Linked DNA regions of Homo sapiens: region 2 is linked to region 1. A link is an interaction called in ENCODE POLR2A ChIA-PET data of the cell type or tissue named here. Cell type or tissue: Caco-2. All regions are shown on one strand. Each heading gives the region's core, and the rest is flanking DNA. Links, peaks and the distances in the headings are about the cores only.

Region 1 (4,399 bases), core at 99-4,098:
GCGGGAGTTGAGCCCACTGCAAGACCCCACTGTGGTGGTCCCTATTCCTACAGTGATAGTTGCCTCCTAAGTAAAGTCTCCCTTCCCATATTTAACAAGTGTTGTGAGCCAGGTCTGGTGGCTCACACCTGTAATCCCAGTACTTTGGGAGGTCAAGGAGGGAGGCTCATTTGAGCCCAGGAGTTCAAAACCAGCCTGAGCAATATAATGAGAACCTGTCTCTACAAAAAATTAAAAAATTATCAGGCCATGGTAGTGCAAGACTGTAGTCTCAACTATGATGGAGGCCGAGGTGGAAGGATTGCTTGAGTCAGGAGGTTGGGGCTGCAGTGAGCCGTGGTCATGCCACTGCACTCCAGCCTGGGTGACAGAGGAAGACTCTGTCTCAAAAAAAAAAAAAAAAGTCATGAATAATTTTTCCTTAACATTGCTTTTCTGCTGTAAGGGCAAAATTGAGTGGTTGCAACAGAGATGGTGTGGCCACAAAGCCAAAAATATTAACTATCTAGCCCTTTACAGGAAAAAGCTCTCAGTGTTGCCCAACAGTGTTTAGATAATCTACAATGATTATCTTTGGAGATTGAGATTAGGGCAGATTCTTACATTTCTTTTTTTTTTCTTTTTTCCCGAAAGAATGTATTCTTTTTGTCAACAGGGGAGAAAAACAATTAAAAGAACTTGAAAAAATCTGCCCTCATAGGGTGCACATTCTAACAGATGGGTAAGTAAATAAAAATCTAAAGAGTCAAGGGAAAGTAGAAGGTCACTTAGGCGTTTGATATGTTAAGTAGATAATAACGGTAATAGCCAGTAATTATTGAAAGCTTAACTGGGTGTTGGACACTGTGCGCAAAGTGACATTTTAAATATTTATCTTTTTCTTCGAGATCAAAATAGCTTTATTGGCTTTTATGATTTTAAATGTAACACATGCTCATTGCAAAAATTCAGAAAATATTTTTTAAAATGAATTCCGTGTATAATTTTAATGAGATTAGTCTATAAATACTGTTTGATAACTTGCTGTTTTCACCAACAATGTATTTTGTACATCTTTCCATGCTAGTGAATATCACTCTGTGGCTACAGATTACATCCTTGTATGAGTATGTCAAACTTAATGTTTATTGTAATTTAATTTAATTTAATTTAATTTAATCTTACCTCTCTTAATCACAACATGCCCATTTTACGGTTGAGGAAATTGAAGCCCAGAGACATTAAGTAACTTGCTCAACCAAACAAGTCCATGCTCCTTTTTTTTTTTCTGAGGGCAGAGTCTTGCTCTATCACCCAGGCTGGTGTGCAGTGGCATGATCTCGGCTCACTACAGTCTCCAACTTCCGGGTTCAAGAGTGATTCTCCTGCCTCAGCCTCCCAAGTAGTTGGGATTACAGGTACTCACCACCATGACCAGCTAATTTACAAGTCCATGCTCTTAACCACACTACAGTATGTTGGGGAGTTAGCCCGGAGAAGTCCATAGAATCAAGGAAGGGCTTTACTATTGCTCTCCCTGCCTGCATTTTCCTAAGCAGCATTTCTGTCTATTTTCCTAAAGTAGTCTTGAGCTTGAGAAAGGCAGTATGAGGGTTACCTGCTCTGGGATGTTCTGAATGCTTTAAAAAAACCTTTCCATTAGGAACGTAACCTGCTTATAAACTACTATAACAATGCAGAAGCAAAAACTGGCTTTTCCATTCTGTCCCCTTCTCCACGACCCTGTCCCAGACCTGGAGAATGGCCTCCCAGGCTTCATATTTAAACGATGTTAAATAATGCTTTTAGCAGAAGCAGTGCACATGACATTGTTTTTACTTGCTTTTATCACGTAACAATAGAGGATAGGCCTTTTTACATAATAGCATTCATACTCAATTTTTTTAACAGTTGCATATTAGTTTAATAATCCCCCCCCCTTTTTTTTTTGAGACGGAGTCTTGCTCTGTTGCCCAGGCTGGAGTACAGTGGTGCGACCTCAGCTCACTGCAACCTCTGTCTCCCAGGTTCAAGTGATTCTTCTGCCTCAGCCTCCCAAGTAGCTGGGACTAGGAGCGTGCCACCACGCCCGGCTAATTTTTGTATTTTTAGTATAGACGGGGCTTCACCATATTGGCCAGGCTGGTCTAGAACTCCTGGCGTCGTGATCCACCTGCCTTGGCCTTCCAAAGTGCTGGGATTACAGGCTTGAGCCACCGCGTCTGGCCAATTATCCCCCTTTTAATGAAAGAATCAATCAAAATTCTGGAATTTTGAATACTAGAAAAATAACTTTTAAGAACTGCTTTTACCCTTTAGTCTTTGCTTTCAGGAAGTGGATTTATGTTTCTGATTTCTCGGTGGACACAGCCAGCAGGCTGGGTGCAGTTCTGAATCTCTGTTGGAAGACATGGCCCCCATCAGTTTTCAATCTGTGACAATCTGGGAACAGAGAACCAGAGACGGAAGTAGAACCTGATGATCTTTGACCCTCAAGATCTTGCACAATCACAGCATTATGCACCTGCAAAACTGGAGATGATAACTGTCACGATAATTATGACTTGCCAGGGAGGGAGGCGTGTTATGGAATGTCAAAGTCGTGTCCAGGCAGAGTAGGCTGAGGAATGATGGCTTCATGTCTGCCTGTCTTTCTCTACCTTTGCACCCACCAGCCTAGCTTGGGCCTCTTCACTTCATTCCTGGGCTTCTATCATGGTTTCCAGGAATCTCCTAAACTGAAGACCTCCTCTGCAACAATCCGCTTAGCCTAGGATGGCTAGATTACACTCCCAACACAAAGTTTTGTGCATGCTGCCTCTCACTCAAACACTTAAACAAAATTCCAGATCATTATCTTGGCATCCAAAGCCCTCTCTAGTGTTGCCCCATCTACCCTTTTAATCTTATCACTGAGTCACTCTCTACATCTGTCTCCTTGGTCCCACCAAAGTGGACCTCTTTGCCCCCAACCCGCCTTGCTCATTCCAGGCTCTGCCTCTGACATAGTTCAATAGAAACGACATAAATTTTAGGGTAAAAAAACTTAATTTTTTATCTTTCTCGTATAAAGCATGTGACTTTGGACAAGCCACTTAATCTCTCTGAGCTATAATTTTCCCCTCTGAAAAAGGATCTAGTCATATGTGTGTGTGTGTGTGTGTGTGTGTGTGTGTATATATATATATATATGTATGTATATATGAGGGTGTGTGTGTGTGTGTGTGTATATATATATATATGTATGTATATATGGGTGTGTGTGTGTGTGTGTGTGTGTGTGTTTGTTTGTTTGCCCAGGCTGGAGTGTAGTTGAACAATCATAGCTCCTGGGCTCAAGCAATCCTCCCACCTCAGCCTCCTAAGTACCTGGGACTGCATGTGCATGCTACCATGCCTGGCTAAGTTTTTGTAGAGACAGGATCTCCCAGTGTTGCCCAGGGGCTGATCTCAAACTCCTGGGCTCAAGCAATCCTCTCACCTCAGCCTCTCTAAGTTGGGGGATTACAGGCGTGAGCCACCACGCCTGGCCTAGTATTATATATTTTGATATGAATGACAATATGTGAGAAGTCTGTCTAGCCTGAGTTGGTAGCCAGCTCAGGAACCACGTGTTCACCATCTCATCCCCAGAGTCCGGAATAGTTTCTGGAGGGGATCATGTAATCAGAATGGAATGAATAAATGAATCCTATTTCATCCACTTGTCCATAAGATAGGTGATTCGTCCAAGGTCAGATATTGAGTGACCAAGACAAGCTAAAGGTAACTAAGGAGGGAGCTCAGACAGGCATCTGACTGCTAGTTGGGCCTATTATCTCCCCACCTGACCAAACACTTCATCACTGTCCCCAGCTTTGCTTTATTCCATGGGAAGGGAAGAGCTGTCAGGAAGGTGCCTTCTAGAAGCCATTTTCAGGGTCACTCTTCTCTCTCGTACTCATTCATGTAGCCCACACTTTCAGGGCAATGTCTTTGATCTCTGGGGAAGTGAGACTATTTTATATCTGGGCTTCAAGACTACCTTTCAGCTTTAATCAAACATTTTCTTCAAAATTCTTCAATTCACGACTCAACAGATCTGCCCCTTTTATTTGAGTATAGTATTTTATTTTATTTATTTTTGAGACAGGGTCTCACTTTGTCACTCAGGCTGCAGTGCAGTGGCACGATCTTGGCTCCCTGCAGCCTCAGCCTCCTGAGCTCAGGCAATTCTCCCACCTCAGCCCCCCAAGTAGCTGGGACTACAGGCTATAATATTTTATACTCAAAATTCCCTCTAAACTCCCTCCTACCTTCCTCATCCCTTCCTCACCTCTGCCAATGAAGTTCTAGGACTCATATTAATTTTTTGGCATCCTCTGAAGCTCTTATGTTTTGAATCCGCAAGTCAGCTCTGTAACTTTATAGTAAGACCCAG
Region 2 (4,399 bases), core at 299-4,298, 420 kb before region 1:
GATTGGCTTTTTTCACTAAGCACATTGAGATCCATCCAACTATACATGTATCAATAGTTTGTTCCTTTTATTGTTGACTAATATTTTATATATTGCCTTTTAAGACCTAGCCTGGAAAGTCACACACTTTCACTTCTACTATAATTACTGGCTTGTCCAGATTCAAGGAGAGGGGACGAACCCCCTGCCCAACCTTGATGAGAGTAGTGCCAATGTCACTTTTTAAGAAGAGCCTGAGGAGAACTGTTGTGTCATCTCAGAAAATATAATCTGCCACAGATGGAAAGTGGTAAAGATGAGATTCTATTGTCTCTACTAAAAATACAAAAAATTAGCTGGGCATGGTGGTGGGTGCCTGTAATCCCAGCTACTTGGGAGGCTGAGGCAGGAGAATTGCTTGAACCCAGGAGGCGGAAGTTGCAGTGAGCCGAGGTCGCACCATTGCTCTCCAGCCTGGGCGACAGAGTGAGACTCTGTCTCTAAATAAATAAATAAATAAATTGAAAAACAACACCTGAAATTGGAGGTTGCATGGAGAAATAAAAATTGCATATTTAAATGATTTTGAAATTACATACATTTTATGTTTATGCTTGCAAAAGAACATATGGAAAACATAATGAGAATAAGTAACAGACCACCTTTTTCAACGCCAACATAGATAATGTATTTTCTATATCACACCTATACATTTTCTACATTAGAATAGTTCCAAAGGTCTATAGCGTGCTCGTCGAAGTAAAATTACACTCATAATGAAAACTGTTTTGTTGATAATCATTTATCTGTTGATCCAAATAAAGAATTTCATATTAATAAAAAGAACCAGAAAATTAATATTGCTCATCATTATTATTGAAACTCTATTATAAACTCTGTCCCCAGCCTTCTGTGGCAGAGGTAACACTTAAATATGAAGCCTAACTCAGAAGTCTTAGTATGTTTCTGAAACCTTCTATCTAGTCTACTTACAGCTAACAGTTAAACTAGATCCTGAGCAGGAAGGGGAGAGGGAAGTGCCTAGTGACTAATGATCTAACTGAAGTGACAAAATAAGACTCTTCTTTCTGACACCATGATTCTGAGATTAATTTCATGAAATGTTCCATGGAGTTGGTGAAGGAGGTGTGTGCTCTGCTTGCAGGGCTCCGTACACAACTATTAATAAGATTGTGCTGGGCGCAGTGGCTCACGCCTGTAATCCCAGCACTTTGGGAAGCAGAGACGGGCAGATCACGAGGTCAAGAGATAGAGACCATCCTGGCCAACATGGTGAAACCGTGTCTCTACCAAAAATACAAAAATTAGCCTGGCATGGTGGTGGGCACCTGTAGTCCCAGCTACTTGGGAGGCTGAGGCAGGAGAATGGCGTGAACCCGGGAGGTGGAGGTTGCAGTGAGCCAAGATCGCGCGACTGCACTCCAGCCTGGCGACAGAGCGAGACTATCTCGAAAAAAAAAAAAAGATTGTGATTCTCAACTAAAAGTACAGAGTAAAGAGAGCATGGCAGCAGTGAAAGAGAGGTGAGATGTATTGTTTGATAACAACATATTCTATGTTATATTGTAATTTTATTTGGGGGAGCACTGTAAAAACCTTATTTCCATAATGTAAATATTTTTTAAAAATAAGATGGTTGAGTTTACCAAGATGGAAGATGTTATAAAAAGTTATGAGAGCACTGAGGTCAACCTAATTTATTTCACTGCTCAGATCCTTTTAGAGCCTTTCTTCAACTTTTTTTTTTTAAGAAATTGATGTTTATTTTCCATCAGCCTTATTTCCATGTTGCTTAAGAGCCTGTGGAAGAACAGTTTAAGATCACTCAGTGGTTGTTCCTACCCGTTCACTGGCCTGAGCACGGGAGCTGCAGACCAGTTTCAGCGGCAGGCTGAGTGCTCCAGTCTTCAGTGGGGACCTGCTGAATAGGCCCAGAGGGCACCTGCGCAACTTCAGGCCAGTCTGCAACCTCAGGCTCAGTAGCAGCGAACTCAGGAGTTGGAGCAGTCCATTCACCCTGAAATTCCTCCTGGGTCTCAGCTTTTCCAGCTGTGGCCTGCTCTTCTTTTTCAATCTCTCCAGGATCTCTAGAAAGAGAGATCAGGCATGACCTCCTATGGGTGTTCATGGGAGAAAGTGCTACGTGTGCAAAGAAATTCCCAGGCCAGCGTCCACCACTTTGGAACCACTAGCAAGCTCTCTTGTTGTTGTATGGGATGGCCATGTCCACACAGTGCAGAGGACACAAGGCAATGGTGGGCAGGTTAACACAAGATGCCTTTGCGAGAGGCTGGTGGTCAGCCCTGGAATCAGTAACCATCAGCAGACACTCCCAAAAGGCTGACCGGATCTGGTGAGTGAAGGTTCTAGGAGTGAAGCTACCAGCAATAAGAGTGGCTCCCATGACAGCAGCAACCTTCAGCACAGCCCCCTGGCCAGTGTTCCTAGAGGACATGACATTGACCTCAGAGGGGTTTTCAATGGCACGAGCTGCCAGCAGAAACTTCTCCCGGGTCCTCTTCAGATTGATGATGGTCACTTTTCCTTTTGTAATGTACTGTTCCATTTGGAAGTCAAGGTTGGTGCCACCTTAGTGGGTTCCTGCTGCAAGAAATTTGAGGACATCCTTCTCTTTCATTTGCAGGACATAAAGGGCTCTGGACATTGTGAAAGTTTCCCTTTAAGTTATGACGAGAATAAGGAACAGCACCATATAGATCCCTCTTAGGTAGCATGGAAAAACTTCTATGTTATTTTTTATCAAGTACCGAGAACAGTGTGTTAAAGGGAATTATGGACACTTTCTCTCATTTGAGTCAAGCTGTATTGGGAAATATTGTTCTGAGTTTATGAAACGGGGCTGGCACTATTTCCTGGTTTCAAGGCTCATAAAACCTACCCTATTTTTATTTATTTTTTAGTTTTTTTTTTTTTTTTATCAATACTTGGAAGAAGTTAACAAGCTTGTACATATTCCACCTTCTTTCCCTGAATTCCAAGATATCTGTTTAAAGAGGGGGCAATAAGGGATTGGCAGATTCGTTGTGGAAGCTTTACACAGTGAAACGCTTGTCAGGCTTTAATTGTAATGGGATAGGAGTGTATTTGCAGACATGGAAAGATATTCATGATGTGTGGTTGACTGAAGAAAAGGTGGAGAAGGGGCTACAGAACAGCATAGTATTATTTTGGTTAAAATATTATGAATAACATCCATTGGCCGGGTGTGGTGGTTAATGCCTGTAATCCCAGCACTTTGGGAGGCTGAGGCAAGAGGATTGCTTGAGTCCAGGAGTTCAAGACCAGCCTGGCCAACATAGTGAGACCTTGCCTCTACAAAAAATAAATAAAATTAGCCGGGCGTGGTGGGACTTGCCTATAATCCCAGCTACTCAGGAGGGCTGAGGTGAGAGGATCGCTTGAGCCAAGGAAGTCGAAGGTGCAGTGAGCTGAGATTGCACCACTGCACTTCAACGTGGGTGACAGAGTCTTGCTGTGTCTCAAAAAAAAGTCATTTAATGAGTACTTTTGATGTGCCATGTATTTTTTTGTTTGCTTGTTTGTTTGTTTTGAGACGGAGTTTGGCTCTGTCGCCCAGGCTGGAGTGCAGTGGTGCCATCTCGGCTCACTGCAAGCTCCGCCTCCCAGGTTCACGCCATTCTTCTGCCTCAGCCTCCCGAGTAGCTGGGACTACAGGCGCCCGCCGCTACGCCCGGCTAATTTTTTGTATTTTTAGTAGAGACGGGGTTTCACCGTGTTAGCCAGGATGGTCTCATCTCCTGACCTTGTGATCCGGCCACCTCGGCCTCCCAAAGTGCTGGGATTACAGGCGTGAGCCACCGCGCCCGGCCTTTTTTTGGTCTTTCAAATGAGCTAGTTTATTTCCAGATGATACAGAATTCAGTCAGACTAAGACCAAAGAGCAAGCTCTGGCAGGATGCTGGGCTGGGCTGACTTTAAATTCACAGCTAAGGCTGAGGAAAAACAAAGATCCAATGAGGCACAGTATTTTTTATTTTTGTTTTTTATGAAAGATTATTTCTAAATGTACAACAAGCTTCAAGACAACACCTCATTCCAGCTATAGGTGGCAAAATGTGCTATGGCAGGGAATCCAAGTGTTTAACTAGGAATGGATCAAGGGCCACCCTTGCCTCAGGCACAAGGAGCAGCTTGCTTTGTGTCAGGATTCCTAACTCCACTGCGTCCAGAGGCCCTTCGCCACGGCCTCGCTTTCAGCATCTCCAGTTTCTGCTGCCCTCCTTGTGTGTCTGCTAGAGAGCCCCATCTTCCTCGTCCATCTCCTTGGCCTGCTTCTTGAGCTGTTTCAGGGGCTTCCATTTGCCACCTTCATGGCTGGATGTGGCACCTGCCACCCCTTTTCCAGACCCTGCCGCTG

What was found. Peaks named below come from ENCODE experiments on the same cell type or tissue, not always from the same donor. Only the 100,000 strongest peaks of a DNase experiment are listed, where the experiment ranks them.
Region 2: POLR2A ChIA-PET joins it to region 1 with 5 read pairs; 2 of 35 experiments call an interaction of 5 or more read pairs at or near these places.

Annotation. Positions count from the first base shown.
Region 1 is chr2:207,783,263-207,787,661 of GRCh38, reverse strand. No RefSeq gene overlaps it. Among named protein-coding and RNA genes, the nearest start is that of FZD5, 16 kb to the right of the region's middle. RefSeq lists an enhancer at 4,182-4,399. In Caco-2, for the core only: no CTCF peak of the experiment used is centred there; a DNase peak (open chromatin) is centred at 2,551.
Region 2 is chr2:208,206,401-208,210,799 of GRCh38, reverse strand. It overlaps the pseudogene RPSAP27. Among named protein-coding and RNA genes, the nearest start is that of C2orf80, 19 kb to the right of the region's middle. In Caco-2, for the core only: no CTCF peak of the experiment used is centred there; no DNase peak of the experiment used is centred there.